Linked DNA regions of Homo sapiens: region 2 is linked to region 1. A link is a loop called in an ENCODE intact Hi-C map of the cell type or tissue named here. Cell type or tissue: GM12878. All regions are shown on one strand. Links, peaks and the distances in the headings refer to the core of each region. The heading gives the core; the rest is flanking DNA.

Region 1 (17,058 bases), core at 3,708-11,707:
CTATAGACCCAGTGGATCCTGTAAGAAATATGGTGGCCAGGACTCCATTTATCACCTGCCTGCCATTTGTTCCTACTCTATCCAGGGGAACATGATGACACTTCATGTCTTTGGCCATCAGCGTCAACTCAGACCCTATGTCCATACATCTTCAAAAAGTATGGAAATTATCCTTACCTCAGTGAACAGCTGCCCAAGTAAGTGGCCATAAGTACCTTTTAAGGACTGAGGGAGTAATTATCATGTATACCTGTTATGGTATTATAGGATCTTCCCTGCTTTGGACCAGTTCACCTCTTTGGTCAATGGATTCTGAGTTTGAAACTGGAATGGGGATTGTGACTTTTCAGTGGGGGTCTGCTCTCATTTTCCTGGTCAACAGCTCTTGATTTCTCCTGCTGGTACAAGCTGAGTAATACCTTTGTTGGATACCTCTTTTGTCCTTAGTACTCACATTACATTAGCTGTCTCAAAACTCTCTGCAAGTCAAGCTGTCATGGCTAGCACTTCAACTTTGCCAGTCATAATAATAATTGTGCCCCTGGCTTCTGGGGGTCGAGCATCACCACTGACCTCTGTTTTTTGTGTTCCATTATACCCATTGCTATTTGGGAGTCAAGTTCTGTAACAGCCTTTCTTATCATCAGTCCTGGCAATCCCTACAGCTGGGAAGAAAATGCTGTTTTGACAGAGATGTGAGCTGCACATCTCTGTGTCTACAACATAGGGTTTCATTTTAATCATACTAGATAATGTAATTATTAATTTAAGATGTTTTGCTATCTAAAGTCACCATTGAACTTTCTATTACCTATGGAAAAACCTGAGTCCAGAATTTTTCCCAGAGTCAGGGAAAATTTCTCCCCAGTGAATATATTTCAAAGACTAGAAGAAAAAAATAAGGATGCATTTTTATTGCCTCTCGTGAGACATGCTTGTTTAAGCGTCTGTTTACCTATGGTAATATCGGACAAAACACTCTCTAAGGCTAAAACCATTACTAGAGATAAAGACAGACATTTTCTAATAATAAAACATACAATTCATGGGAATATTTCTTAAAGTCTAAACTTTTATGGACATAATAACACACCCTAAAATATATGAAGCAGGCCAGGCATAGTGGCTCATGCCAGTAATCTCAGCACTTTGGGAGGCCGCGGCGGGCAGATCACAGGGTCAGGAGATCGAGACCATCCTAGCTAACACAGTGAAACCCCATCTCTACTAAAAATACAAAACATTAGCCGGGCGTGGTGGTGCATGCCTGTAGTCCCAGCTACTTGGGAGGCTGAGGCAGGATAATCACTTGAACCCAGGAGGTGGAGGTTGCAGTGAGCCGAGATCACACCACTGCACTCCAGCCTGGGCGACAGCGAAACTCTGTCTCTCTCTGTCTCTCTCTCTCTTCATATATATATATATATATATATATATATATATATGAAGCAAAAACTAAAAGAAGTAAAAATACAAATTTACAAATCCACAATCGTGGCATGATTTTACCATACTCACTGTCACAGTTAACAAACAAATAGATCAATAAGCCTATAGAAAACTTGAACATCATAATGACTGTCCTGATCTTATAAGCATATATAGAATCCCAAAACCAATGATTAAACAGTACACATCCTAGACAGAAAGTTTATGAAAATTCATCACTTGCTAGTCTACAAAACAAATCTCAAAATGTTTTGATACCAGGTGTCATGCAGATTATGTTCTCTAACCACAATGCAAAAGAGATGATTTTTTTTTAATCTAAAAAGCCAACATGTTTAGTAAATGAAAAAACACATTTCTAAGTAAGTCAAAAAATATATACTGGAAATTGTATGGGCCATTATAGACCATCCTAAACTAATGCCTTCATATTAAAAATGGTGAAACCAACACCCGGGGTAGTTAAATAAATTGCTCACACTCACATTGTAAGTTGGTAGCAAATAAGGGGACAGCAGTGTGTAGTTCAGTGCACAGGATTTAGGGCACAGGCCATGACTTCAGACTAGTTCCTAATCCTCCATTTACTAACACTGTACCCTGGGACAAGTGACAAACCTCTCTGAACCTGTGTTTTCAGTTAAGATAACAGTATCTCCTTTGGAGGCTTGCTTTGAAAATAAATCGACACAATGAATGTAAAAGCCTAGAAGGCAATTGAGAAGGGGAATTGCCTTTAGCAGACCCCAGAAAGTGTGGGAACGTTGCCAGTGATCCCAACTGAGCTGAAGTTTAAAGGGCTAGGTCCAAATTAAACGTGCAGTGGGGCAGAGAATGCAGTCAGCAGAAACCAAGAGCATCCCCTGGAATGAAGTGGACAAAGGCATGCATAGGCAAGGCAAGACAACGTAAGGTAGGTGGCCATACAGCTGGGAAGGTACAGGCCATGCGTCTGGCATACCCATGGAAACCATAGGCAAAAGAGCAGCCACAAGTCTGAGGCCACCAACACCAGCCCTGCCTGAGAGCTCCAAGGATGTGGGGGTGATGTCAGTAGTTTCCATTTTGGCTCCCCAGGAAAGTTGGCCACAAGGCCTTCCTATGGAATCTCTAGGGAGAATTATTTCTAATTTTTAATATTTATGGAAATGCAACCTTCTAAAGAAATGTCTCTCACATAACATCAAGTATAGTGTATTCAGTGAATAAGTTTACTTATTTGTAAATTCAGTAAATATTTCTGGAGCCCCTTCTATGGGAGAGATATGATGTTAAGTACATAGGAACTCAATATCAGTTGCTTGATTAGCATTGCCCTCTAAGAATCTTTGCAGCCAATTGCACGAAAACAACATTAAGGGCTATATTTGTTGTTTATTGCCGCAATAATACTGTGTAACAAGAAACTACCAAACCTCAGTGGCATACAACCATAAACGTACATTTTGTTCACAAATGTATGGGTTGGCTGGTGGTTTTGATGATTTGCTCTGGGATCAGCTGGTCTCAAATGAGCTGGCTCATGCATCAGCAGTTAGCTGACAGATTGACAGGTCTAGGATGTCCTCAATGGGGGGACTCAGCTCTGTTCCGTGTGGTCTCCATCCTTTAGCAGGCTGGGCTAGGCTCATTCACGTGGTGAAAGGTCCAAGAGACAGAGCGAAAGTACACAAGGCTCAGGCTCAGTGTTTGCAGTGTTCTGTTGACTAAAGCAAGTCACAAGGTCAGCCCAGCTTCAAAGAGTCAAGGAGTGGGGAAATAGAATCTACTTCTTGAGAGGAGGTGCAAAGTCACGTGGCAAACAGCAAGGACAGAGAGAGGGGTAGAGAATTTGGAAACATTTTTGCAATCAATCTATCACCAGGGCTAAATTACTCCTTGGCAGAAGCTACAATGGTGATGACATAGAAAGTAAAGTGGATGTATATCTCATAAGAAGAGTGAGTATTCCCTTAAAAAGCTGCATGTGTTTTCCACTTAAAGCAGGGGTCCCCAACCCCAGGGCTGCAGACTGATACTAGTCCCTGGCCTGTTAGGAACCAGGCTGCACAGCAGGAAGTGAGCAGGGGTGAGTAAGCATTACCACCTGAGCTCTGCCTCCTGTCAGATCAGCAGTGGCATTAGATTCTCATAGGAGTACATACCCTATTGTGAACTGCACATGTGGAGGATCTAGATTGAGTGCACCTTATGAGAATCTAATGCCTGATGATCTGAGGTGGAGCAGTTTCATCCCCAAAACCATCCTTCCAATCCTACCTTCCCGTCTGTGGAAAAATTGTCTTCCAAGAAACCAGTTCCTGGTGCCAAAAACGGTGAGGAACCACTGCTTTAAAGGAATCCATACCTCCAAACAAAGGTCAGATACAAAGAACTAAGTTGATATATGAAATAATAATCAATGAAAGAAATATAAAAACAGTTGCTGAGGTTTCATGAGCTAGGACAAATCTAACTTTAGACTTGAAGATCTGAATCAAATTATTCTGTACAGAAAGATAACATTTCTAAAACCCAACTTGTTTGGGTTGGATACAGAGCAAAATATTGACAGACAAATTAATGAATGTGAATGGCAACATATTTTGGGTAAATATTCTCATTTAGACTGCATGGTTCTAACATTTAAATAGTAATAATCTTTTAAGGACTATGCCTTCTGGTTCAGAAAATAAAGTCTCTGCTTTTTGACTGAATATCTAAATTATATAATGAGTCTGGAATATCACATCTTATGCAGTTTTTATGGATGCAAGTGCCTTTTTGTATTGTATGTTTGGTACAAAGACATAGCATTTATTACAGCATGGGAGAATAAAGGTAGAAATCCTTATGAGCATAAAACAGCATGAGAAATGTAATTTTCACTTCCAGCACACTGAAAGATACATTATAAACACTCTTGAAGATGCTGTCAACCACCTATCCAAGAACCAGGATTCCAGAGGGATCAATCTATACATTTTAAAAAGTAATTTTTAACTCGTTAAATAGTACATTTAAAATTCCTGATAAGCAAGACTTTATATTTTGAGGAACAAATTAAAATATATTTATTATTTTTTAATTATAATTTCAACTTCTATTTTAGATTTGGGGGTACATGAGCAGGTTTGTTACATGGGTATATTGCATGATGCTGAGAACCTCTTTTTTTAGAGCAAACAACATGTCATGTAATTTTGCTTGGCTTCTTGCACATTTGTTCAAACTTTGCCCCACTCTCCACTTGTAAGAAATAAAAATTACGGAATAAACATTATCTAAAAAGAAATGCTTATACAACTCTTTTCAGGAACAACAGTAAACTGTATTACTGACAGAATCAGCAACTTAATTAAAAGTCTATTAATGCTGGTGTTAATAAACCTGGCATATTTTCAGTTTAGATTGACACTACTCAAACTGATACTTGGTAATATGTCACAAAATCTGGATGAGAATATTGGCTATATGAATTAAGCTTTGATTACTTGAAAAATCTTAGAGGCTATTACAGATGCTCCATAATCAAATTGTATTTTTTAATAAATATACTCTACTTAGGAAGCCAAAATGAAGTAATGGGCTGTGTACTATTTACCTTCTGATTAGAGAAAAGTCACCAATACAAAATTATTCATGACATTAAAGTTTTAAGTAAACAAACAAATTTATTTTTTTAAGGATGGATATGTGCACTGTTTGGATTTCAAAACTGAATAAGTGGTTTATTACTTTCATTCCTTTTGCAAGTACTTACTGAGCTCCTATTATGTGCCCGGAACTTTTGTAGAGGTCAGAGAAATTGTGGAGTAGGAGACAAAGATGTCATGCTCATGTAATTTACATCCTAGAGATTTTATTATTAAATTTTAATGAGCCTTATTAAAGAATGACTGGAACACTGTAGTAACACGATGGCTTGTTGGAAAGCTATGATGATGATCTAAAATAAAAGTTTTGACAAAGGTTCAAGTATTTCTAAAGAGTTGTGTCAAATAAACCTGTATGTCAGTTAGCACCTCCTTGCCTCTAATGTCCTCAACCGCTAGCAATTCCTATGTTCCAGAAGTTCAAAGTACTATATAAAGTTTCTGAGTTGAGAGAGGGAAATGATGGCTTGTATTCTCAGAGCTAGCGCAAGTTTCAGACCCCTGAATTCTAGAAGTTTTTTCTCTTCTACTAATTTCACTATATGGAACTCAGTCCTGCCTTACTTTCCACAACGATGATGTGCATCATTTCCTAAAACTGCCTGTTTGCACTGCTCTCAAGGCACACTGTCCTGTTTTCTGTTTCTTAAAGGTGCCAAATGACTTCAACTTCAGGGGCCTTTCACTTGCTGTTCCCTCAGCCTGGGATGGGATCCTCCCAGATATCTGCTCAGGTTGCGCCCTCACTGCATCTGGATTACCACTGAAATGCCACCTCCTCTGACCCCCCTATCTAAAGTAACACACATGCACCCTCCCACTCTCTACCTCAATACCCTGCTTTATTTCTCTTTATAATATTTGATAGTAGCTAACATGCTGTATATTTATTTATCTGTTTACCCTCTCTTCCCAACTAGAATATAAGCTCCATGAGATCACAGACCTGGACATAGTCACTGCTGTAACCTCAAAGGCTAGAATATGCTGAGAACATAAAATTTGTTCAATTAATATTTGTCAAGTAAATGAATGAATACAAAAACAAATGAAAATAAGTTTAACAGACTTTCTTGAAAAGTTCTGGGCTAAGATGAAAGAGGAGCTCAAACTACACTAAGGTAAATAAACTTAAAGGGAATTCTAAGCATCCACACTCTTAAAAATGTCCTGTGGCCACTCACTTCCCTTTCCCTTTGAGATGCAAAACAACATACTCCTGCCCTTGTTTTACAGCTGAGTTCCTCCCTTCCTTAGAAGTTCCAGCACCAACTCACACCGAGACTCTCTAAGGGCTCACCTTCTGCACAGTCACTTCTTCATGTATTTTTCCAAAGACAGTTCATTCCTTTAGAGAAAATTACTAAGATCTACTATTTAAAAGTTAAAAATCTTCTTCACCTCATTGCATGATTAATTAAAAGCAATGCAAAATCTAATTTTTGAGTTAAACATTTTTCCAGATAGAAACCATTTGTCTGGTTAAGACATGTATGTCAAAGACTATCCTAATTCCATCAAGTGGGACTTTAAACCATATTTACAGCTTGAATTTTTCTGGGGGGAAAAACATATTTAGATGAGTCTAAGATAGTGGGAGCAGTGAATAAGACACCAGGGGATAGAACTGCTGAGTGAGAAGTAGCACAGGGAGTTTCCTTGTAATGATAAAAGAGCTCTGTGTCTTGATTGTGGCTGCATGAATCAATACACAGGATAAAATTACATAGAACCACACACATGCATGCACACGCAGGGAAATGAGTTCATGTAAGAATTGGCAAAGTCTGAATACTACTCAGTTTTGTATTGTATTTTACCAATGTCAGTTTCCTGATTTTGATATTGTACTATAGTTATGCATGATACTGCTATTGGGAGAAGCTGGGTAATGAGTACCCAGGGATCTCTGTATTATTTTTGCAGTTTCCTGTGAGTCGGTATTTGTTTCAAAATAAAAAGTATAAAACAAAACACAAAACCACAATTGAAGTATCTGTGAAAGAAGTTTCAAAAAATCTATTTCAGACCTAAATTGTGATTCCAAATATAAATATATGAACTGTCAAAAATTTTACAAATCTTTTGGAAAAACAGGGCACACAAGGCATGAATGAGAATGAATTGCATATTTTCTTTTCTTACACAACTGTCCAAACTAAAGGCCTTCCTTCACTGAACCTGCGTTTGGTATCACCACATTTCAGGATGCAGAGAAAAGTGTTAGGCCTGGGAAGGGGTTATTCCCATCAATCTACAGGGGTTGGGAAGCCAATTTGTGGCTCTTAGTGTCCTGCCTATTGGACGTTGGTGTCTTCTATTCTTTGGGGCCAGAGTTGACAAATTTTAGAGGATCATTATATTCACGTGCTGATAATATATTAACCAGCTGTAGTGACAATTGCTGTGATGTAATATAATGTTCTTTGATTATTTTCAAAGCCAAAATTCCCTTTGCCTTATGTGTCTTTAGAAGGATTGGACTTCCCTTAAGAATGCATCTTTCTTGTATGTCAAGAAAGATCAATATTTTAAAGAAAAGTTCTTAACCATCTTACTAGGAGTATGATGACTACACTAGAACGAAGCCCTAATAAATATCTGATCGTATTGTTCAGTGAGATAGAATGCTTCATTTTGTTCATCCTAAATTTGGAATATGTTACCTGTAAACTATAAATGCATCTGGAAGAAGAGAAAGAAATAGATTAGGATGAGAATAAATTGGAAGAAAGGAGAAAAATCCAGACAGTGAAATCCAAATAAGGTCTATATTTTAGTTAACAGTTTATTCAAATATCAATTTCCTGGTTTACACGACATAATATAGTTATATGGCATCTTTGGGTGAAGCTGGGTGAAGGGTGTATGGAAATTATTTGTGCAAATTCCTGTGAGTCTTAAACTATTTCAAAATAAAAAATGATTTAAAAAATTAGAAAGCAAAGAAGCTAAAAATACAGGGTAACTCCCAACACCCACAAATTAATTTACTGAAAAAAGCTTCATATACTGCCCTTAGCTACAGATGGCCAGTGACTCCAAAGCAGATTTTACAGTAATAACATCTATTTTCTTTTACTGGCTTCTTATTAAGAGCCAAACACTATGCTAAATGCTTTATACACATTTTATTTAATCTCCACAACAACCCTCTCATAGGATCAGTTAATCTTCCAAAGAGCTATTATTCTCATCTTCACCGTACCGACAAAGAAACCAAGATTTATACAGGTTCATTTTCCAAAGCCATGTAGCCAATAAGTCATGGGTGTAGGAATTGGAGCCAGTCTCTGTGACTTTGAACTTCATGTGCTTTGTGGCACAAGGGACTTAACTTCCTTCCTTTCTTTTGCTAAGATTAATTTTGCATTATCTTTAATTGGCACATAATAATTATACACATTTATGGGATACAGTGTGATATTTCAATACCTGTATACAATGTGTAATGATCAAAATCAGGGTAATTAGTACATTACCTCAAACAATGATCACTTTTTGGAGTTGGGAACATTAAAAATCCTCTCTTCTAGCTATTTGAAAATATAAACTAAATAATAACTGCTAATGATAGTTACCCTACTGTGCTGTAGAAAAATTAGAACTTATTCCTCCTACCTAGCTATAATGTTCTATCCATTAACCAGTCTCTCCCTATCTCCCTCGCTGTATCCTTCCCTATCTCTAGTAATTACTATTATATTCTCTATTTGTGTGTGATCAACTTATTCAGCTTCCACATAGGAGTAAGATGTAGTATTTATCTTACCCATGCCTGGCTTATTTTACTTAACATAATGTCTTCCATGCTCATCCATGTTGCCACAAATAACAGGATTTCATTCTGTTTTTTTAGTGACCATACTTTCTTGATACCTACCCAGTGGCTTAGATAAAGAAAGTAAAATTATTTTGTTTTCCTATGGAGAATATACAGATTTAATCAGACAGGCTCTAGCAAATCCTCATTTCCTTACATAGGCCCAGGGAGGGAGAAGGCAATGTCCCCTTTGAAGAAAGTGGTCACAGATGGTTCCTTCCTCATAGGTTTCTCTCCTTTGTGTCCTATGGACATAATACACTGCCCATAGCTCACACGACCATGAATTCATAATGTAACATAGACTACCAACTCTGTTGTTGAGGCTGCTAAGTCTGAAGTTTGGTTGACTCTGATGCACATCAAATTGGGGTCCTGAGTTCAAACTAAGAGAGTCCAGCTGCTTATGATATGGAATGGTGTGGGAACTCTGCCCAGCTGTAGTGCTCAGTATTAGGTGGTTATTAAGTAACTCAATTATATCTTCCTTTGAGGAATTTTGAATACTAAACACACAAAGAGAAACAGACACAGCAGAGCGAATCAGAAACAGGAAAAAGCAAGTCCTGAGAATAGCGTTGTCTTCAGGCAAAAGGTCAATGACCACAAGCTGCTGAGAGAATGGCTAGATTTTTAAAGATACCCCTGAGTCATAAATTGCAATTATTGATGCTCCGAGGTTCCAAAGGTCTGATTATGTCATTTTTTCTAGTTTTCCTTACTTTTTGTAAATCCTCACCTATTTTGGTTTTATAAATAGGAGTTTCTCTGAAATTGGAGAAACAGAGAGAGAAGTTCCTTGCAGTTAAGAAATAGAAATCAAAAGAACATACTTCTATATAAAATTCTTAAATATTTTTCACAACCAAAATAGTATTGTGTCCAAGATTATAAAATCATACATTTGTTTTCACACAAAGCAACTGTTTTAACTTTTTTTGAAACTATTTCAAACATAAATTATAAGAATAGTACAAAGAGATTTTACCTAGATTTACCCATTGTTAACATTTTGCCACACTTGCCTGATCATTCTTGCTTTAACTGTATATATGCATACTGATTTTTCTGAACCATTTGAGAATAAATTGCCAATATCATTCCCTATTACCCCTTAATCATCATTATTTATTTCTTAACAGTATTATTTTCACTTAAGCACGATGTAGTTATTGTATTTAAAAAATTTAACATTGATACAATATAGATATTAGATAATATAGATATTAGCTATTAGATAATATCTAATCTATAGTAAATATCTCAGTTTCACTAACTGTCCCAATATGTCTTTATAGGAAACTTTTCTGGTTCAATATCCAGTCTAAAACCACACACTGCGTTTAGTTGTCCTATTTTTTAGGGCGCCTGTAATCTGTAACGGTTTCCCAGCCTTCCCTCTTCTTTCATGATATTGACATTTTTAAGATTACAGACAATTTCTTTCATAGTACACTCTCAACTTTTGGCTTGTCTGATGTTTTCTCATGATTAGACTCAAGTTTTTTTTGGCAGGAGCACTATATATGCAATTTCCTTCTTCGTGCATCACATAAGAGGCATATGAAGTAAGCTTGAAAACCACCACTGTTGCAAACTTCATGGTAATATTTGACCCAGACAAGAATTATCAGTGGATGCTAAGTTAGTGTGTAAAAATTTGATGAGAAACAGAATATTTACACAATCTCAAAGTATCTCCTTATAAATACTTACTAATCTTAAAAAAAGAAATAGTAGTTTTGCAACGGAGAAAGATGGTAGATACCACCTTAGCAAAGTGATCAGAATCATATATTCTTAAAGATAATAACTAAGTACATAGAATATTCCTTGAATATGTTTCTCGTTTTATTTTGTATCATCTACATGGAAAATTACATACAGAAATGAAAACTAACAAGAAGAGATAGTGAGACAAAATACAGCAGCAAAGAAATAGCACCTTCCTTTCACATAAATCCTAAGTAAATGGATCTTATAAGGTGAGATATTTCTACATTAAGTTTCTAGACTAACTAGAAAATAAGTACCCAGAAGTCTGCCTGATAAATTTCAAAACCAGAAAGGGCATGCATCTGACTCCTATGTTCTTCATTTGTAATAACACTTGTAGCCCCAGGGATGGGAAGGGGGCTAAGATGTGATATTCAGAAACTACTGGGTTTCTGAGCAAAGGTACTATGTGGGCCTTAAAGAGAAAAAGGAAAACAAAGACAGCCAGAAGACCTGTAATTAATAGCTGTACCTGCAAAACCAAAAGACTTGAAAAGAGCATGGAAAGATCTGCTGGTCACATTTCCATTTCAAGCAGAAATAGCATACAGCACTGTTCAATAAATACTTACCATCTTTTATGTGCCAAACAATGGGATACCCTTGGGAATCCAAACATTTAAAAAATATCAACCCTTTCCCCTAGATTTTACCCTTTAGGAGGGAGAGTGAATTGGAAGCATTTGGCTGGGGGAAAGCCAATATTATAGGCACTGTGATGAGAAAAGTCGAGAGTCCAAGACTATGAAGTATTCAAAACGCCTTCATAGAGCAGGTAATGGTTGATCTGGCCTATTGGGGAAATTGATAGCAGTTCAATGTGGCTAAAGAATTACTCTTCTCATGACACTTCTTAGGCAATTATTATGAGGCTTTGTCCTAATCAATTTGCACATGTTAATCCATGTAACTCATAGCAATTGAGGAGATAGATGCTATTATTATCTCTCCATTTTACAAATGAAAGTGCTAGAGGAGTGGGATGAAGTGTTGTGCTTAAAGTTTTAATCAAGAGTCAAATTATGGAAAGATACATGTCCTATACTAAAAGGTTTGAAGTTTATCCTACAGTCTGTAGGATAAAATGTATTGTAGATTTTTTAGAACAGAAGTGACATGTTTAGATTTGCATTTTAGAAATTTATTCTGGCAGCTGTGTAAATGGTGAATTAGAGTTAGGCAAGACTGGGAAAAAAGGAGCCAACAAGAAAAGAGAGGAGACAATTACAATAGTCCTATAGAACAAGAAGAGGACATAAACTATGGCAGAAGAAGAGGGCTAGAGAGGATGGTTTGATAACAAAAGTTGTATCAGTGGGATTCATGATTGATAGGAATTCCAATAAAGGAATTTACAATTTTTCCCAGGATCTAGTTTAGTCTATTAAATGGTTTCTAGTGCAACTGATTGAGTCTAAGTTTATTGGTCCAGTGCCCACATATGGTCATTAGCTTGGATTAATCTCTCTGGTCACAGACCACACCACTTATCAGACTTCAGTTATAAGGGGCACTGGGTGACACCGGATGTTTCTGGACAAATCACTGCCTCTGATAGGGAGGAACATCCAAAATACATATTAAAATGTAAGCAGGTCTGTCAGATCAGTAGAATCACCTTATTATATGGAGTGCAGTGCATGTCAGAAACTTCAGGGAAAGTGTTGAACACAACTTATTTCTGCATGTCTTGTGAGCCATGCACTCTCCAACCTTTTCCCAGAATATCATTTCAAAGATTTTTGTATAATGAAAATCCTTGGAAGATGGAGATCATATCTCCCTCCAGGGCAAAGGGTAGGTTTGCTTATAGCTTCGGAAGCCAATATCTTCCTCCAAAGTGAAGGGCTGATATGTTTATTGGCCAGCAAAAATAAATTCACATTCCCTAAGCTCAGGGCTGCTCTCCTGTAACACAACCTACTGCATCCGTCTAGGCCCGTATTGCCCTTGTGGGACTTAAGGACAAAGAGAACAGGCCAAATATGCAGATACTCATGCTGCCTGCTGTGCCGTGCCTAATAAAGTCCTCTGTCTCTGACCCAGAGAGTCTCATGTTTTCTACCAGCATCCATGAAATTGTGGCAGGCTAACTTATGAGGTTTTAAGGAGGTTAACATCATGGACACTTTACAGTACTTGCTAGAAAGTTACTCAAGATTCCTAATCGTGGCACACTCAGTGTGAAAGAGTGACCAAACTAAATAGTTATTGAGCTTAACAAATTGTACAGTCTTTTCTGTAAACCTTTGCTGAAACCATATCCCCATACGAGCCCAGAATCTTGCCTAAGATGTAAATAAACTCACTTTCTTGGTGATTGATTTCAATTTTCGTAATTTTTTAATAGAAGTGATAATGAGCAAGTTTGACCTGCCAAAAAACCCTCACAGAAAAACAGGAAATGATGGCAATTCTCAGATGTCTATTTCAGTATTCACTAGTGGAGACTGTTCTTCTTTTCTAAAGGAACAAATTCCCTGGGGGTCTGAAGATGACTTAGAAAGTGCACAAATAACTTACCTTGAGATTAAATGTACAATGGCTGTTATCTGAAATGAATTTCCTTTGAATTTCAGCTAATATACAGAGGTGCTAAGCGGGGAGGCTTGTTCTTAGACTTATTTAACCATATTATGCGTGTGGCAAGATGGTGGCAACTGAGACTGGATCTTAAGAATGTTGGAAACATCAATGAGTTGATTCTGGAAAAACTGTCACTTAAAAGTTATAAAGCTCTTCTACCTTTTGTGAGGTAGAGACTAGAATTTATTTTTGAAGCTGTTTGACTTTTTGTTTGGGGAAAATGACACACATGTAGAGAAAGATTTATGAAATGCAAATATTTGAGAAGGGCAGTTCCAAAAGCCACACTGTTCTGAGAAATGATGTAAAACCTTATTTTTATAGTGATTACAATGCATCTCTTAGATTATATTGTTAAAATAATTGAAAATGTTTGTTTTTTGGAGCAGGTTTAGGTTTACAGAAACAATGAGCAGAAAATACAGAGTTTCTGTATGTCCTCTCACCCCTCCACAGACAGTTTCCTCTATTGTTAACATCTTGCATTAGTATGGGACATTTGTGACAATTGATGAGCTAATATCGATACATTAACTAAAGTCTACAGTTTACATTAAGTTCATTCTTATTGTTGCACATTCTTTGGATTTTGGCAAATATACAATGACATGCATCCACCATTACAGTATCATACAGAATAGTCTTACTGCCCTAAAATTTCCCTGTGTTCCACCTATTCATCCCTCACTCCTCCCATCCCAGCTTCTGGCAACCACTGGCTTTTTTTTTTTTTTTTTTTTTTTTTTTGAGACGGAGTCTCGCTCTGTCGCCCAGGCCAGACTGCGGACTGCAGTGGCGCAATCTCGGCTCACTGCAAGCTCCGCTTCCCGGGTTCACGCCATTCTCCTGCCTCAGCCTCCCGAGTAGCTGGGACTACAGGCGCCCGCCACCGCGCCCGGCTAATTTTTTGTATATTTAGTAGAGACGGGGTTTCACCTTGTTAGCCAGGATGGTCTCGATCTCCTGACCTCATGATCCACCCGCCTCGGCCTCCCAAAGTGCTGGGATTACAGGCGTGAGCCACCGCGCCCGGCCCAACCACTGGCTTTTTTACTATCTCCATTGTTTTGCCTTTTCCAGAACGTCATATATTTGATATAATACAATAGATAGCCTTTTCAGATTGGCTTCTTTCACTTAGCATTATCCACTTAAATTTCCTCCATGTCTTTATGTGGTTCATTAGCTTATTTATTTATTTATTTATTTATTGAGACAGAGTCTTGCTCTGTCACTCAGGCTGGAGTGCAGTGGCATGATCTTGGCTCATTGCAATTTCCGCCTCCCAGGTTCAAGTGATTCTCCTGCCTCAGCCTCCCGAGTAGCTGGGATCACAAGTGCCCGCCACCATGCCCAGCTAATTTTTGTACTTTTAGTAGAGACAGGGTTTCACCATGTTGGCCAGGCTCGAACCCCTGACCTCAGGTGATTCGCCCACCTCAGCCTCTCAAAGTGCTGGGATTACAGGCGTGAGCCACTGCATCTGGCCTATTTATTTATTTATTTATTTATTTATTTATATTTCCTGAAGGACACCTTGATTGCTTCCAAATTTTGATGATTATGAATAAAGCTGCTATAAACATCCATATGAAGGGTTTTGTGTGGATGTAGGTCTTCACTTCGTTTGGGTGAATACTAAGGAGTATGACTACTGGAGCCTATGCTTAATTTTGTAAGAAACTACCAAACTACTTTTAAAGTGGCTATATATTTTGCATTCACAACAGGTAATTTTTTTTTAAGGTATTGATTTAGACTGTCTTCTATCTGTATTTTCCTTAGGAAGTGTGTGTGTGTGTGTGTGTGTTTTCAAACAATTATTCCTAAAGGATTAGGACAAGAGATTCCAAGACAGCTAAAAGATATTGTGATAGGCAGAATAATGCCCCGCACAAAGTGGCTGTGCCAGAATCTGTGAATATGCTATGTTATGGTACATGTAAGGCAGAATCAAGATTGCAGTTGAAATTAAGGTTGATAATTAGATGACCTTAAAATAAAGAGATTATCTTAGATTACTTGGGTGGGCCAAATGTAACCACAAGAGTCCTTTAAATGTGGAAGAGAGAGTCAGAGTTACAGTGATGCAGCGTGAGAAAACAGGGGGCTTTGAAGAGGGAAGTGAGCCACAAGCCGAGCAATACAGGCAGCTTCCAGAAGCTGGAAAAGGCAAAGAAAGAGATTACCCTCTAGAACCCACCAACACCTGGTTTTTAGCTCAGAGAAATCCATTTTGGACTTCTGACCTCCGGAACTGAAAGATAATAAATTTGTGTTGTTTTAAGTGTAAATTTATAGTTTGTTACTACAGATATGTAGCCTAATCTTCCTATCATCTCGAACTGGGGGAGAGATTTTGAAAAGGGTCTAGGTTGGACTGTTCATGACCCACATGTAATTCCAAGATTGAATGACTCAGAATTAAAAACATATGTCTACATAAAAACTTGTACACAAATGTTCATAGGAGCACTATTCACAATAACTAAAAAGTAGAAATAACCCAAATGTTTATTAGCTGATGAGTGGATGAAAAAATGTGGTGTATCCACACAATTGAATATTATTCAGTCATAAAAAATAATGAAGTGTAGATACATGTTACAGCATGGATGAACCTTGAAGACACTGTGCGAACGAGCCTGGTTGGAAAAGGTCACAAACAGTAGGATTTCACTTATATGAAATGTCCAGAATAGGCAAATTCATAGAGACAGAAAGTGGTTGGAAGAAGCTGAAAGTAGGGAGTTATAAATGGGAGTGACTGCTAATTGAGTATAGGGGGTTTTTTGGGGATGATTAAATGTTCTAAAATTAGATAATGGTAATGATTGCACAACTTTGTGAATATACTAAAAACTACTAAATTATATATGCTAAAAGGGTGAATTGTATGATGTATGAATTATATCCCATTCTATCTCAATAAAGCCATTATTAATTTAGAAAACCCCCACATTTTTGGAAATGTATTAATGATCAGTTACTGAGTTCTGATGTGAGTTGGTAACAGGATTTTCTCTGGGAGAAATGAACAAAGGAATTTCTCACTTGTAATCATTTGGGAGGCAGGTCTTGGACTGTTGTGAAAGAAAAACTGTTTTCACTTTTCTGACCTTCAGGTTATTGGGAGCTTAGATTCTGGATGTGTCAGTCAATTTAAGTTAAGGTATATCACATAAATACCAAATAAAACAAAACAAAAACTAAATTAGAGACTCTTAATAGCACAAGTTTATTCCCTGCTCATCCTTTATGTCATCACAGGTCATCAGGCGACTCTATTCCTTGTCTTTTTCCCTAGAACTTGGATTGATGGTACAGCCATCATTCCAAAAATTGTTTAGCTCACAGCAGAGGGGTCAAGCTCTTGAGTTCTTACAGTGACAATTACATGCTTTAGCCTGCATGAGTTACAAGTTACTTTTACTCAGTGGCCATAGCTAGCTGCATCCTCCACCCAACCAAAGGTAGTCAGGTAGTGCAATATTACCATTGCCCAGAAGAGTACAAATTGGAAACATTTGGGGAATAACACCAAAGACTACAGTTGTAGGCTGAATAATAGCTCACAAAGATATCAGGTTCTAATCCTTGGAATCTGTAAATGTTACATTATTGGAAAAGAGTCTTTGCCAATGTGATTAAGCTAAGGATCTTAAGAGTGGGAGATCATCGAATTAGGCCCTAAATGACACAGTATGCATCTTTATAAAAGGAAGGCAGAGAGAGATTTGACACAGGCAGAAGGGGAAGAGGCAACGTGACCATGGAGGCAGAGACTGG
Region 2 (17,058 bases), core at 3,566-11,565, 82 kb before region 1:
ATATTACTAGAAGAGGAAGAGTTAGCTCCAATGACTTGTTTCCATGGCTCTATGGTTGGCCCAGACAACCTGTTAATACCTAGGTGTATCAGTATTCTATTTCTATGTAACAGATTTCCATGTGGTTAGCAGTTTAAAATAACATCCACTTATTATTTCACCGTTCTGTTGATCAAAAGTCCTGCATGACATGATTGGATTCTCTGCTCAAGGCATCACAAAGCTGAAATCAAGGTGTCAACTGGACTGAGTTCTCTTCTAGAGTCTCTGGGGAAGAATCCACTTCCAGATTCATTCAGGTTGTAGGTAGAATTTATTTCTTTGCAACTGTAGGACTGAGGTAGATATTGTCTTGACAGCTCTGCAGGGGTAGGTGTCAGCTCTTACAGGCCACTCTAGCACTTGTGGCACCCCTCTTTTCAGCAACAGAGAACCTCCTTTACATCATATTTCTATCAAATAAAGTCTCTTTGATTTTTCCTTCTGCTACTGGCCAGAGAAAACTCTCTGCTTTTAAAGAGTTTGAGAGTTAGGCTTGGCCCACCTGGATAATCTCACTATCTGGAGGTATAGTCTGTCATATAGTGTAACTGAGTCACAGGAGTATAAAATCCATCACCTTTAGCCCAGGCACAGTGGCTCACGCCTGTAATCCCAACATTCTGGGAGGCCGAGGTGGGTGGATCAAAAGGTCAGGAGATTGGGACCATCCTGGGTAACATGGTGAAACCCTGTCTCTACCAAAAATACAAAAAAATTAGCCAGGCATGGTGGTGGGCACCTGTAGTCCCAGTACACGGGAGACTGAGGCAGGAGAATGGCGTGAACCCAGGAGGCAGAGCTTGCAGTGAGCTGTGATCGCACCACTGCACTCCAGCCTGGGCGACAGAGGGAGACTCTGTCAAAAAAAAAAAAAAATCCATCATCTTTAAAGTGAGGAAGCATGTTCATCAGGGGGAAGGAAATTTAGGGGACATTTAAATATGCTGCCTGCCACACCAGGTATTGTGGAATAAATTATGCCCCAAATTCATATATGAAAGCTCTAAACCCTAATGTGATTGTAATTGGAGATAGGGCTTTTAAGGAGGAACTTAGGGTTAAATAAGATCATAAGGGCAGAGTCCAAATCCAATAGGATTGGTGTCCTTTTAAGAAGAGAGAGACACCAGGAGTGCAAACTCTCAGAGGAAAGGCCATGTGGAGAGAGCAAGAAGGCAGCCATTTGCAAGCCTCTCCAGAGGCCTCTGGAGAAACCAACCCTGCTGACACCTTGATCTTGGACTTCTAGCCTCCAGAACTGTCAGAAAATACATTTCTGTTTAAGCCATCCATTCTGTGGTATTTTGTTATGGCAACCTTAGTAAATAAATTAACTGGACAATAATATCAATGAAAACCTAATTTTTAAAAATTTGGAATTGAGATGGTAGTATTCTTTGATGAAGTTTGAAATACACAAGCCAATGGAAACACACATGCACCAAATGGGGAACCAGGATGTGAGAGAAGACAATGTGAAAATTGAGATATAATGGTATGTATCAGAAAATTATGTATAAATACAATCTAGTATAAATCAATGTTCTAAGATATGTACTAAGTGCTAGGGAACACAGAGAAAGTAAAATTGCCATCAAATGGGACTTAGATACTTTCACAGTGTAGGGCACATCCCATCTGGCAGGGTAGGAAGATCTAATCATAGGTTTAGAAGGATGTGGTATGCTTCGTGTCTATATGGTGATATGGTTTGCATCTGTGTCCCCACCCAAATCTCATGTCAAATCATAATCTCCAATGTTGCAGGTAGGGCCTGGTGAGAGGTAATTGGATCACAGGGATGGATCCTTCATGAATGGTTTAGCACCATCCCTTTGGTGTGGTTCTCATGATAGAGTTCTCATGAGATCTGGTTGTTTAAAAGTGTGTGGCACCTCCCCACAACTTCCTCCTGCTTTGGCCATGGAAGACAAGCCTGTTTCCCCTTTGTCTTCTGTCATGATTGTAAGTTTCCTGAGGCCTCCCCAGAAGCTGAGTGGATGCCAGCATCATGCTTCTTATATAGCCTGTAGAACCGTGAGCCAATTAAACCTTTTTTCTTTATAAATTACCCAGTCTCAGGTATTTCTTTATAGCAATGTGAAAACTGAATAATACAAAAAATTGGTAAAAGGAGTGGGACATTGCCATAAAGATATCTGAAAATGTGGAAGGAATTTTGGAATTGAATAATGGGCAGAAGTTGGAAGAGTGTGGAGGACTCAGGAAAAGAAAGGAAGATGAGGGAATGCTTGGAATTTCCTAGAGACTTGTTAAATTGTTGTGACCTAAATGCTGATAGTGATATGGACAGAGATGACGAGGCTGATGAGGTCTCAGACAGAGTTGAGGAATTTATTGGGAACTGGAGCAAAGGTTACTTTTGTTATGTGTTAGCAAAGAACAGGATGGCATTGTGCTCCTGCCCTAAGGATCTGTGGAACTTTGAAATTTAGAGTGATGATTTAGGGTATCTGGGGGAAGAAATTTCTAAGCAGCAAAGTGTTCAAGATTTAACCTGGCTGCTTCTAAGAGCTCATATGCATGAGCAAAGAAATGAGGTAAAACTGGAACTTATATTTAAAAGGGAAGGAGCATAAAAGTTTGAAAAAATTGCAGCCTGGCCATGTGGCAGCAAAGAAAAGTCCATTTTCAGGGGAGCAATTCAAGCCACCTGCAGAAATTTGCATAACTGAAAGGAAGGCAAGAGCTGATAGCCAAGACAATGGGGAAAAGGCCTTGAAGGCATTTCAAAGAACTTTGTGGCAGCCCGGCCCATCACAGGCCCAAAGGCCTAGGAAGACAGAATGATTTCCTGGGTCATGGCCAAGGCCTCCCATCTCCTGCTGCCCTACGCAGTCTCAGGACACTGCTGTCTGCATCCCAGCTGCTTCAGCTCCAGCTGTGGCTCAGAGGGGCCCAAGTACAGCTCAAGTGTGCAAACTGTAAGCCTTGGTGGTTTCCATGTGGCATTAAGCCTGCAGGTGCACAGAATGCAAGTGTTGAGGTTTGGCAGCTTCTGCCTAGATTTCAGAGGATGTATAGAAAAGCCTAGATGTCCAAGCAGAGGCCTGTTGCAGGAGTAGGACCCTCACAGAGAACATCTACTGGGACAGTGCAGAAGGGAAGTGTGGAGTTGGAGCCCCCACACAGAGTCCCCACTGAGGCACTGCCTAGTGGAGCTATGGAAGAGTGCCACCATCCTCCAGACCCCAGAATGGTAGATCCACTGACAGCTTGCATCCTGCACCTGAAAAGCTGCAGGCACTCAACACTGAGAGCAGCACACAACTGTGAGAGCAGCTGTGAGGGCCGGGCCCTGGTAAGCCATAGGAGCAGAGCTAACCAAGGCTTTGGGAGCCCACTCCTTGGGTCAGTGTGGCCTGGATGTGAGACATGGAGTCAAAGGAGATTATTTTGGAGCTTTAAGATTTAACAACTGCCCTGCTATGTTTCAGACTTGCCTGGGGCCTTTAGTCCCTTTCTTCTGGCCAATTTCTCCCTTTTGGAATGGCAACGTTTACCCAACGCCTGCATCTGCATTGTATCTTGAGAGTAATGTTACTGTTGTTTTTGATTTTACAGGTCCATAGGAGGAAGATACTTGCCTTGTCTCAGATGAGTCTTTGGACTTTTGAGTTAATGCTGGAATGAGTTAAAACTTTGGAATACTATTGAGAAGGGGTGATTGTATTTTGCAATGTGAGAAGGACATGAGATTTGAAGAGGCCAGAAACAGAATGATACGGCTTGTATCTTTGTCCCCTCCCAAATCTCATGTCAAATTGTAATCTCCAGCGTTGGAGGTGGGGTTCGGTGGGAAGTGATTCGATAACGGGGGTAGATCCTTCATGAATGATTTAGCACCACCCCCTTGGTACCATTCTCATGACAAAGTTCTCACGAGATCTGATTGTATAAAAGTGTGTAGCACTTCCCCTGGCCCTTTATCCTGCTCTGGCCATGTGAGATGAGCCTGCTTCTCCTTTGCCTTCCGCCATGATTGTAAGTTTCCTGAGGCCTCCCTAGAAGCTAAGCAGATGGCCAGCATCATGCTTCCTATACAGCCTGCACAACCATGAGCAAATTAAACCTCTTTTCTTTATAAATTACCTGGTCTCAGGTATTTCTTTACAGCAATGTTAGAGCTGATTAGTACATATGGTTTCTGGTGAACATTTATTATTTCTTGTTTGTTGACTAATTTAGAAAAACACCAGTCCAAATGGAGTTTTCTGTTTAAAAAGAGTAAAAGTACCCAAAGGGATACTAAGAAAGAAAGGGAAGATACTAAGAAGGTGAGAAACCTGCATTTTCTTCATTTTATATTTCTGGCCAATCTGAATTACATAGTGATTATAAATTGCTTCATAATATAGTGTTATAAAATTATATAGTGATTATGAATAGCTTAATAATATAGTTTTATAAAAGATAGAAATGAGTATTTTAAAAGACATGCATTGACAAATTAGTTTTTAATTATTTTATTTTTTGCCCTCACATTGAATAAGTGATTTCCAAATTGCAATGATGATACCCCACAGACATGGCTAACAATTGTCAGTTCTCATGTGTGCATGACTCAACATATAGTCCAATATTTGCCATTTGTTATCCAGTTCAACTCCATGAAATTTGTTCACACATTTTAGAAAAAAAAGGTCAACACTTTAAGGCTTATAATTCTCCAGTTCAATTGTTAACACCCTTAGAGGAGATATGCAGATCCAGGGCCATCTCATTTCCGGAACCTAAAAGGTAATATGGACCACTTAAAAGTTGAAGGTCCCATATTCCTGTCCTTGCATTTAGAAATGTAATCAGGAGTAAGCAAGGATCTTAGGTATTCCAGCTGATCATTTAATAAAGCAAATGTCCAGCTATAAGCTTCAGACACATTTTAGAACTCTTGCAAAGGCTAATATAATCATACATGTAAATTAGGCAGAGGATTTTTTTTTCTCAAAACTTTTGAAAAGGAAAGGGATTGTTGTGAAATTAACCATAAAGAAGGTGGGCAGGGAATGGCAAAGGTTATCCTGCATGATGTGTGACTAATCTCTAAACTAACTTCTTTTAGAAGATAGTGACCTTAACCTTGGCCATGGGGGTTGCCAGGTCTTTTATGTCTTTGAGGCACATGTTGTGTGTGAACCTATATTTCAAAGATAGAGATCAATGAGAGTGTGTTTCTGGGTGTAAGATTTCCTGCAAATGGGACTTACATACTTTCATAATGCAGGGCTATGGGAGAAGGTGCCTTGTAAGGGATGTCTTGAAGTAAGTCCCTTGAAAGGGACATTTGGATTTTCCAGTAGATTTAAAAGGCATAAACAGTTGATTTCCCAGTCAGCTTCTGGAATCTCATTGCCTTTCTCCTCTCCCAGCAGCAGCCAAAGTCCTGACCATCAATCTATAACTTGCAGAAACTTCTAAGTCTCATAAGCAAAGCTTCCTGCCTATAAATTGATGTCCCTGAGTGCACAGCTATTCTCTACATCCTATGTTTCCCAGAGGACAGTGTTTAGAGATCTCTAGAGGAATTTCTCTCATTGGGAGTCACAGTTGATCTCTTAGCCAGTATCACAGCTCTCTTTTTTTCTGGCCAATGGCTGTGACTTTAACTTTTAGCTGACACTATGAACCAGAAGTCTGAATGCATGAGTGAGTGAATGAGTAAGTAAATAAATGAATGAATGAATGCTGGCTGGTAGAAGCTCAAAATATAAGCAAAAAAAAAAAAATCCACACATTTCCATGCAATCACTTCACCAAGCATTATCATAGGGAGTTCACTGACATCTCTGTCTCCTTTCTCCACTTCAGGCATCAGACCTCATAAAAATGAAAAAGATCTTCTATTAATGAAAGGTTGGAACGTAAAATAGTACAGAAAGTTTTGTTAAATTCACTATAGCTTCCAACTACTAGTTTTTGGTAGCTTCTTTGGCATTTACACAAAGCTTTGTGTAGTATGTGTGGTGGTGGATTTTTCTGGTTTTCTGGATTTTTTTCTTTGTTATAAAATTTGTTCATTTTAAGAGCCTGTATGTTTGCATACAGGAAGTTTGTGTGGTAAGTTATATGCATGTTATCTTGAACCATTTATTACATTAAATGGAAAGAGAGGAAAAATATTTTTGTTCCTGTTATTCCCAAAACCATACAAGACAAACGGGTTTTGTCACGCACATGACAATTTCTCTCCCTTCTCAGCAGCATGGAAAATTTGAACTCTATTAACCACAAAAGCAAGATGTATGGCGTCTAAGAATTTCTCACTTGCTGTCCTTGTAGATAATTTTTTAACTGGAAGAGAGAGGTTTAAAGGACTATGACTTAGGTTCACCTGACGGACACCAAGTTTGGGAAATGGAGGGCAGATCATTCCCAACCAGGCGGGTGTCCCTTGCAGCCCTATGCATGTGACCACAGCTCTTGTATAAGGGCATCATACTGATATTGCAACCAAAGTTAACTTAAGGTTGAAACTCAAAACTAAACTTAAAGGAAACCAGAGCCTATCACAATTGAGCAAAAAAAAAAAAAAAAGGAAACAGTGGGAGTTCGTGTGGACAGAAATTTTCAAGTTTCCCACTGCTTGTATTTGTCGGTATCACATCCAAAGTCCCCACCCACCCACCCTCTCTCCCTCCATCCCAAAGTGATGCCAAGGGAAACACATACAGGAACATATGCACATATATCTATAGAAGGAGCACTGTAGGGCTTTGCCAAAGTGGTTTTGATCACAGCAGATCATTTACTTAGCTTTGTTTAACACAGGGAGTTCCCTTAACTTGCTGTCCTCAGAGTAAGTTTCAGCACCTGGCAAGTGACATTTAATTTTGTTCCTTTGAAAGGGCACACAGAGGTTATTACCACCCAGTTCCCAAGTTGCTATCAGGACTTGAACCCATGTGAGAACTAATGGCAAGCCACACAGCCCTTTACCTACCTCACACCCACACATGGAAACCTAGCTCAGTTTGGGCTCATCTTTGAGGGCATCTTATTTGAAAATCTGTCCCTGCAAAGGTATCCATTCCCCAGGATACTGTAAGAATGAAAGCACAATGTAAGTTCATCATGAGCATAATTCCTAACATTTATTGAGCACTTACAATGTGATAAGTCTTGTGCTAAATGCTGCACAAGGATGAGCCCATTTAATCCTTATAACAACCCTATGGTGTAGAGGAAACTGAGGCACAGAGAGGTTACATGACTTGCTTAGGATCATACAGCTGTTAAATGGAGAATACAGGCAACCTGACTCCTGAGCTTATGCTCTTAACAAATATATTCTTCAGGCTCCATTTAAATACTTTTGTGAGAGAGAGAGAGAGAGAGAGTGTGTGTGTGTGTGTGTGTGTGTGTGTGTGTGTGTGTGTCCAATATGTATATGAGTGGGTTTCTGGAAGGGAGGTGCAGGAGGTGACACAAGGGCAAAAAGAAATAGAAGAAGAAAGATATTCTTCTCCAAGAAGAGCCTTGGAGCAACTCTTCACGGACACACTTTTCGTTTATAGTCTAAAGGGACCCTTTTAAATAGAGTATCAACAGTAGGCTGCTGGTAAGATGTATAGCAATATCTCACTCTCTCCTAGTGGCAATTTGGGAGACCAATTCAAGAAAACATCATTTACCAATTACTGGGGTTTCTAAGGAATTTCTTTGGGAAAGGTGTGAATTGCAGCAAAAAGTAAATCCTACCATTTTCAGATCCCAAAGCTTGCTTTTTCCAGCTCTTTTCTGTGAAGGGACATGGAAGGATTAAAAAAAATCCAAAACCCAAAAACTGTATCTCCATCTCACACCATCTCTTCTTTCTTTCTTTCTTTCTTTCTTTCTTTCTTTCTTTCTTTCTTTCCTTTTCTTTGTTTTTTCTTTTCTTTTCTTTATTTTTTTTTTTTGAGATGGAGTCTCACTCTTGTTGCCCAGGCTGGATTGCAATGGTGAGATCTCCACTCACTGCAACCTCCGCCTCCCAGGTTCAAACAATTCTCCTGCCTCAGCCTCCTAAGTAGCTGGGATTACAGGTGCCTGCCACCATGCCTGGCTAATTTTTGTATTTTTAGTAAAGACGGGGTTTTGCCATGTTCCCCAGGATGGTCTCAAACTCCTGACCTCAGGTGATTTGCCCATCTCAGCCTCCCAAAGTGCTGGTATTACAGGCGTGAGCCACCACACCCTGCCATACACCATCTTATAAAAAGAAACTTCATCCTCTTGCTTTGATTTTTCTCCCCAAAGTGATTTCTATTGTCATTGAGACTTCACAGGCAACAAGGGAAGGCTCCTGTCTAGTTATTAAAACATGAGCCCTTCCTCAGAAAGTAGCTCATTCTAATACCTTATTGGGGAATTTAAGACATAATACCCAACAGTAATCTTGTGAATTTAACAGACTATTGCTTTGTAGGTTCAATCGCCATGTCTCTCTTTTGTGCTTCCTCCTTAGAACTTCTACTAACCTCAAGGAAAGTCCTATGTGGTGAAAATATAAAAGTTGAAAACAGTTTGCTGTATTATATTTCTATTACAGATTACTGCTAGAAGACCTTAGACATCATTTAATGCCATCTTCCTTGGGGTCGGGGTGGGGGTGGTGGGGGGCGGGGCAAGGAGAACAAGGCCTAAATATGTGAGCTGAATATCCTCAAAGCCACATGTTGTCTCAAGGTTTGGTCCTTCTTTGAATCCCACTTAGTTTCTCACGTTTACTGAGTATCTTATATGCCCCCATTTCATTAAGATGGCCATAGACTGTTCAATATGAAAAAGATTGTTCAGAAGTTTTCACTGAATCAATACAAATTTTGGACTCACATTCTTCTCTCTAGTGTTTTTCCAAAAAAGACCTAAGACAAAGTCATTTTAAAAAAGGTGTGACTCAGTTGGCCATACTTAAATGTTAATAAAATCCTATTTTGATTTCATAATACACTACTAGAGATAGTTTCCAAGTTAGATTAATGCAATTTCTTTACTGTACTGATCAGTAAAAGTTTTTTACTTAGTAGAATTGAGGTAAAGAGGCAAAAGTAGAAGCCAAGAGCTAATCATCAATGTGAGGTCACAGTGGTGACTACAGGCTGCGTGAGAAAAGAGAATTTGCCTATGTTATTTACCACAGTGAACTAAATATTAACAGTGTATGGTAAGTAGTAGGCAATCAACACGTTTTGGTTAAATAAATTAACAAAAAGGTGATGGGGTAAGGAGGATTTCCTCATATATTTCTATATGCTCTGGCTACTACGTTTCCCCAGTTGCCCAAAGACAATGTGTTCTTAATGGATCATGGCACATCTCATAGCTGGAACAGACCAGGTAAATAGCAGCTTCTTAAAGAAAGAAACTGAGAAGACAGTATTATTTGGTGCTTTAAACTGTGATTTATTTGCACAATGATGGGAAAGGTAGAGCTGGCTCCCAAGAATGGTTCTCAACTTCTCCACCTTATCAATGCTGTAACATGATAAGACATGTTATCCCTGGATAATATCTCCTGCTTCTCAAGGTTGCCTTCTCTAAGCCTCAGGTTCCACATGTGTGAAATGTCAGTAACTCTAATTAAAGGTTGTAAATGAGGAAAGGTGCCATTTCTGAATCAGAAATTTTGGCAATCTCTGGAAAACACAAGGAGAAACGACTGACTGATTTGAAAAAAAAATCAAAGCATGAACTGACAAGCCCAAATTGCACCATGAGTAGGGTGCAATGCAATTCTTCTCCATGGAAACTCAGCAAGGGCTGAGTCAAGTGGTGATCTCTGAGATAATTTATTAAAGAGCAGTTGAATAAGCATGGCTGTTGATCTCTACACTCATTTATCTGTCTGCCCATATTCAGCAGTTGGTCATGGTTTTCTGTCCAGGTTAAAACTATGATAATGGCCTCCAAACAAATCAGAGACTTTGTTTCAGGGATAAAAAGTGAGCATTTTGACAGGAGAGAAAAGTAAAGCATGACTATAAATTCAGGTATAAGATAGAAAGGTAGCTCCTTCTTGAAGTGCAAAGCGTTGAAGCACATTACCTCCTAAGTTTGGCAACCATGAATGAAGGTGCCATGCTCTTGGCCCTCATCCTTAGAAAAGCCTAGATTTTGTCATTCTCTGTTCACTGGAGAGAACCTTCCCAGTGAGAGCAGAGCCTACTGCAGAGATAATACTTTACTTCTGCTGAGGAAAACCCACATTAGCTGCGTGTATTAATCACCCCATGCTTGAATTTCTAAAAATGAGTATACAAGCAATAATCCCAAAATATTTGGAAAGACATAAATAATAAATACAGAAAAATTAAAATCTGGAATTCAAAATAATTAAAATAATTCTAGAGGGAAAGGAAGGAATGAAAGTACACCAAACACTTGTTTGAAGGGTGTGGGTTGTAAATATTGATTTATCTTCGATAATAGGAAAATATGTTTATATACATTAAAAATACATGGCTGGTCAGGTGCAGTGGCTCAGACCTGTAATCTCAGCATTTTGGGAGGCCGAGGCAGGCAGATCACTTGAGCTCAGGAGTTCAGGACCAGCCTGGCCAACATGGTGAAACTCTGTTTCTACTAAAAATACAAAAATTATCCAGGCATGGTGACACACATCTGTAATCCCAGCTACTTAAGAGGGTGAGGCAGGAGAATTGCTTGAACCCAGAAGGCAGGGGCAGCAGTGAGCCAAGGTCACTCCACTGCATTCCAGCTTGGGTGACAGAGTGAGACTCCGTTTCAAAAAAAAAAAAAAAAAAAAGAAAGAAAGAAAATTACATGGCTAAACATGAGCTACCTAGAAATAGGATGTAGAGATTCCAAGATGCTTTTGTAAGACACAGCACAACACAAGCACAAAACTGAAAAGGGGACAAAGACAACTCCGTCAATCCAGTGAATGAGAAAAAATTTCATATCAAATAGAAAATAAAACAAGATGACAGAAATAAAATCAAATACACATGTAATCACAACAAAAGGCAATGGCTTGAACTTCCATCAAAAACAAAGATGTTCAGATGTAAAAGGAAAAAAGTACATATGTAGTTTATAAGAGAAATACTTTTAAATTGGTTTGAAAATATTAAAAATATGAAGATTTATAAACATATATCAGGCAGAGGATAAAGAGGCAATTCATGAAAGAAGAAATATAAATCGTCTGTACCTCTATGAGAAGGTACTCAATTTCTAGCAAGGATAAGAAGATTAACTAAAATGACCTTGAGCTACCATTTTCCACCTGTAATAAGATAAGTAAATTTTTTAAACTATTGTCGATAGCCAGGGTTAATAAGGATGTGTAGAAACAGGCATTGCTAATGAAACTATTAATTGGCTGGGATTCTCCGAGTTATGGGGGGCTACATGGAAAGGGAACAAGAATGGAATGATCCCACTGACTTATCTCCAGGATAAAGACTAGGAGTCTGGACAAAGGTATCCAGAAGACAAGTTGAGTTAACAAGTCATGTCATCATAGAGGGTAGAGACCCAGACTCAGCTCTGATGCTTCCTTACTTTGTTCTCTAGGGCAAGCCTCTTTGCTAGAACATGCTTCAATTTCTCCATCTGCCTTAGTGTTCTCTTCAGATAAAATGAAATAGTATATGTAAAATGCTTTATAGAATATAAAAAACTGCACCATGTGTGACATTATCATTTTTTATAATAATAAAAATTGTATTTACATGCTCCCACAAGAAGGACAGGAAAGATTAAATGTCTATGAAATTGGACAAAATCTGGCTACCACTATCTGAATGCTTTTATCCTCCCTCAAAAATTTTAAACATTTAAAAAGCAGCAATTTCAGCATCCTTGGATAGATCCAAATATATGGTCAACTTGTTTTCTTTATAGAAATACAAGAAGATGCTCCCCTGCTCCCCCACAGCTGTGCCTGTCTAAAGCATTCACAATCACTGGGTTTCTTACAGAGCCCACTTAGGAGAAACCAAAGAAAGTGCTTTTAGCAGCTGGGTCCCAAGCCTAGGCCACAGGTCTCAGTGTAGCTCGTCAACCCTGAAGTGGGAGGTAGGGACTCAGGATTTTGGTTATACCTTCCATTGTCTGCCTTTTACTGTCACAGTTGCTGTTGTTTCTAAGGGTGACATCTGAGCAGGCTTTCAACACTGGGGAGAAAGAGATTTCTACAATCTAGGAATGACAGGGCTTCTCAGAGGAAATGAAACTTTCTTCTTTAAGACCCTTAGTATCATCTTCAAAAGTCAGCTCCTCCACAGAAAATTTTTATTAACCTAAGATATTCCATTTGAGAGTCATCGCTCTATAGAGCAGTTTTTTTAAATGGTATTGGGCAGATACCAATATACTTGAGGAATAGTTAAGACACTGGGCTGGAATTCTACATCAGCCTCTTACATCTGCAAACTTGTGTATGATAATTCAATTCCTGGTGCCTCTGATTCTTTATCTTTTCTGCCACTAGTATGTGGCAAGTACTTGATAAATGGTAGCGTTGGTCTTTGTTATTGTCTCATTAGTACTTTACTTCTATTCAGGCAGAGTCATTATTTCACTAGCAACATTAGTAAAGGAAGACAGTAGGCAAGATAACATCTAGTTTCTCACACCTGGGAGAAAAAGACCAGATGGCCTAGGCTATACTTACAGACAAAGACAAAGAAAAGCTGGGCTGCTGTGGGTAAAATTGTTTGAAAATGTTAAGACATGCTAAGTGCCTACTACCAGTTGAGTCAATTGAGAGGCATGGCTGGGAATCAGATTCAAACTGCAGTCAATCTAGATTTTAAAAGCTTCTTTAAACAAATCTAAAAGTGACAGAATGACTTCTCTTTTCTGATAGGTAAATTCAAATTCAGATCCATAACCATAAATTATATGATCTGCCAGTTCTACTAGAGTCATGTCTTTTCATGGAGGCTTTCCATCCCCTTCCTGACCCAGTTTCCAGTGGAAAAAGTGGAGGCCATTTGTGAATAGATGGGGAATTTCAGCAGAGAAATAGAAATTATAAGGCAGAGTCAAGTGGGACTACTAGAAATAAAATCATGATAACAGAAAAGAACAATGCTTTTGAAGGGCTCATTTGCAGGCATGATATAGCCAAGGAAATAATCAGTGAACATGGAAAGAGATCAATAAAAATTACTAAAGCTGAGAACACAGAGGATAAAAAAAGTGAGAGAAGAAGAAAGAACAGTGCACTCAAGAGTTATGGAACAATATCAAACATTCTAATATATAATTAATAACTCAGAAGAAGAGAGAGACTGCAGGGAAAAATATTTGAAAAGATAATGAAGAATTCTCCAAAAATAATAAAATATGTCAACCACAGATTTAAGAAATTTAGAGAACCTTAAGCTGGATCAATATGCCCTCCCCAAATACACATACACTCCCCGCCCCACACACAAAAACAGACATACCTAGACATATTAAATCCAGACTTAATGCAAAGATAAAGAGGAAATCTTGAAGGCAGCCAGACGAAAAAAGAAAGAAATACATATTACTTACCGAAAAATAAAGATAAGCAGATTTCTTGACAAACACTATGCAAGTCAGAAGAAAGTGACATCTTTAAAATACTAAAAATGAAAGTGGCTATCCTAGTATCCTGTAGCCAGTGAAAATACTTTTCAAGAATGAAGGTAAAATAATGGTCTTTCAGACAAATAAAATTAGAAAGATGTTATTACCAATAGGCTGACTTTACATGAAATGTTAAAAGAAATTCTTCAAGCAAAAGGAATATGACACTAGATAGAAACCTAGATCTACATGAAGAAATAAAGAGTTCTGAAAGTAATTTAAAATGGAAATAAATATAAAAATATATTTTCATATTATTCATCATTCTAAAAGAAGTTGACTGCCTAAACAAAAAAAATAGCAGCAATATATTGGGGGTAAATAGCATATATAAAAGTAAAATAAATGTCAACAATAGCATAGAAAAAGGAAGAGAAGAGTTGGAAGTAAGACCCTTACACTATGTGATATTCTGTTATTTAAAAATAGACACGAAAATTATATATATACATAGTAAATTTTTAAATGACTTTAACCTTTATTTTAGATTCATGAGGTACATGTACAGGTTTGCTACATGGGTATATTGCATGATGCGGAGGGTTGGCTTCTAAAGATCACATCGCCCAGATAGTGAGCATAATACCCAACAGTTAGTTTTTCAACCCTTATGTCCCTCCCCTCCTTCCCCTTCCTATAAGTCCCCAATGTCTATTTTTGCCATCTTTATGTTCATAAGTACCTAGCATGTAGATCCCACTTAAAGCAAGACCATGCAATATTTGTTTTTCTGTTCCTGCATTAATTTCCTTAGGATAATTACCTCCAGCTGTATCCATGTTGTTACAAAGGACATGGTTCCATTCATTTTTATGGCTGTGCGGTATTTGTGTATATGTACCACATCTTCCTTATACAGTAAACCGTTGATGAGTACCTAGGTTGATTCCATGTCTTTGCTATTACTAGTAGTGCTGTGATGAACATATAAGTATGTGTCTTTTGGTAGAACAATTTATTTTCTTTTTGATACATATCCAGTAATGGGGTTGCTGGGTCAAATAGTAGTTTTAAGTTCTTTGAGAAATCTCCAAACAGTTTTCCGCAGTGGCTGAACTAATTTATATTTCCACTGACAGTGCATAGGCAGCTCCTTTTCTCTGCAGCCTCACCAGAATCTGTTTTTTGATTTTTTAATAATAGCCATTCTGACGCGTGTGAGATGATATTTCATTGTGGTTTTGATTTGCATTTCTCTGATGATTCGTGTTGCTGAGCATTTTTTCATATGCTTGTTGGCCGCTTATATGTCTTCTTTTGAGAATTGTCTGTTCATATCTTTTGTCTATTTTTTTATGGAGTTATTTGTGTTTTGCTTGTTGCATTGTTTAACTTCCTGATAGATTCTGGACATCAAATCTTTGTCAATTGTATAGGTTGCAAATATTTTTTCTCATTCTGTAGGTTCTGTTTACTCTGTTGATGGCTTCTTTTGCTTTACAGAGTGCTTTAGTTTAATTAGGTCTCACTTGTCAATTTTTGTTTTTGTTGCAATTGCTTTTGAGGACTTAATCATGCATTCTTTCCCAAGGACAATGTCCAGAATGATGTTTTCTTCTAGGATTCTTATAGTTTGAGGTCTTATATTTAAGTCTTTTGTCCATCTTGAGTTAAGTTTTACATATGGTGAAAGGTGGGGATTTAGTTTCATTCTTCTGCATGTAGCAGCCAGCCAGCTATCCCAATACCACTTACTAAATAGGGAGTCCTTTCCCCATTGCTTATTTTTGTCAACTTTGTCAAAGATCAGATGCTGTAGGTGAGTGCCTTTATTCTGGGTTCTTTATTCTGTTCCATTGGTCTATGTGCCTGCTTTTGTACCAGTAAATGTATATTGCAAATCCTAAGACAACCAGTAAAATACTTTAAAAAGAGGCATAAATAAAAATCCAACAGTGGAGATAAACTAGAATCATAAAAAAACTTAATCCAAAACTAAGTAGAAAAAGAAGTAAAAAAAAAAAAAAAGACAGAAGAGGAAACAAATGGAAAATACCTAGTAAAATAGTACAGTTTAATACAATCCTATTCATAATTATATTAAACTTAAATCATTTACCTGTACTAATTAAAATATGAAAATTATCAGATTGGATGAGAACATAAAATATCCATATGCTATCTACAAGAAACACTTTAGATATAAAGACTTAAATAGGTTGAAAATAAAAGGAGGGAAAAAAGATATGCAACAACACTAATAAAAAGAAGTCTGGAGCGGCTATAATAATATCAGACAACATCGACTTCAAAAGGAAGATATTATCAGAGATAAAGAGGACCATAATGATAAAGGATTCAGTTTTCCAAGAAGACATAACAATCCTAAATGTGTATGCACCTAACAACTGAGTTTCTAAATTTATGAAGCAAATGTTTTAGAGCTGAGAAGAAAAATAGGCAAATCTACAATTGTACTTGGAGAGCTTAATGCTGCTCTCTCATCAATTGGTAGAATATGTAAGAGAGAATCAGCAAGTGTATAGAAGACCCAAGCGTCACTACCAACATACTTAACCTAATTGATATTTACCTAACACTCCACCCAATAACAGCAGAATCCACATTCTTTCCATGTGCAAATTAAACACTCACCAAGATAGACCATATTCTGAGTCGTAATACAAACCTTAACAATTTTAAAATAATCAAATCATACGAAAGATTTTGTCTACCCAGGACAGAATTAACTTAGAAATCAATAAAAAAAGATATGTGGAAATTCTGCAAATATTCAGAAATTAAACATCATACTTCTAAATAACCAGTGAGTCACAGAGGAAGTCAAAAAGAAATTAGAAAATATTTTTTACTGAACTAGTATGAATACATAACATAAAATGTATGTAAAGTTTCCAAAGCAGTGCTTAGAGGGAAATTTGTAACATAAAAATCTTTATATTATTCTTATATTAGGAAAAAGTTCACAAATTAATGATCTAAGATTTCACTTTAAGAAACTAAAAAAGGACAAATTAAACCTGACATGAGCAAAAGAAAAGGAATATGAAAAATAAGAGTAGAAATCAATGAAATTTATAAGAGCAATACAATGGAGAAAGTCATCAACAAAACTAATGAACCTCTAATAAAACTGATAAAAGAAAAAGAAATCAAGACACAAATTACTACTATAAAATGAAAGAAGGTTGAAAAGAAATAACATCACTTCAAACACTACATTAAAAGCATAAAAAAAAACCAAACTGATAGCCTTAAATTAAATAACTTAGATCAGGGACTGATAAACTTTTTCTGTAAAGATCCAGATAGTAAATATTATAGGCCTTGTGGGCCATGCACTGTCTCTATTACATACTCTTATTTTATAATTCCTTTAAAAAGTAATATGATTCTTAGCTTACAGACCATTCAAAAATAAGCTACATTCCACATTAATCTGGTTCATGGGCATATTTTGCTAAA

What was found. Peaks named below come from ENCODE experiments on the same cell type or tissue, not always from the same donor. Only the 100,000 strongest peaks of a DNase experiment are listed, where the experiment ranks them.
Region 2: a loop joins it to region 1, with 3 times the contacts of the local background. A loop is called at or near these places in 2 of 110 quality-filtered maps.

What each region holds. Positions count from the first base shown.
Region 1 is chr3:28,111,988-28,129,045 of GRCh38, forward strand. All of the region lies in intron 2 of LOC105377008 (a long non-coding RNA gene), which reads right to left. Among named protein-coding and RNA genes, the nearest start is that of LINC01967, 92 kb to the left of the region's middle. In GM12878, for the core only: no CTCF peak of the experiment used is centred there; no DNase peak of the experiment used is centred there.
Region 2 is chr3:28,030,265-28,047,322 of GRCh38, forward strand. No RefSeq gene overlaps it. Among named protein-coding and RNA genes, the nearest start is that of LINC01967, 10 kb to the left of the region's middle. In GM12878, for the core only: no CTCF peak of the experiment used is centred there; a DNase peak (open chromatin) is centred at 6,939.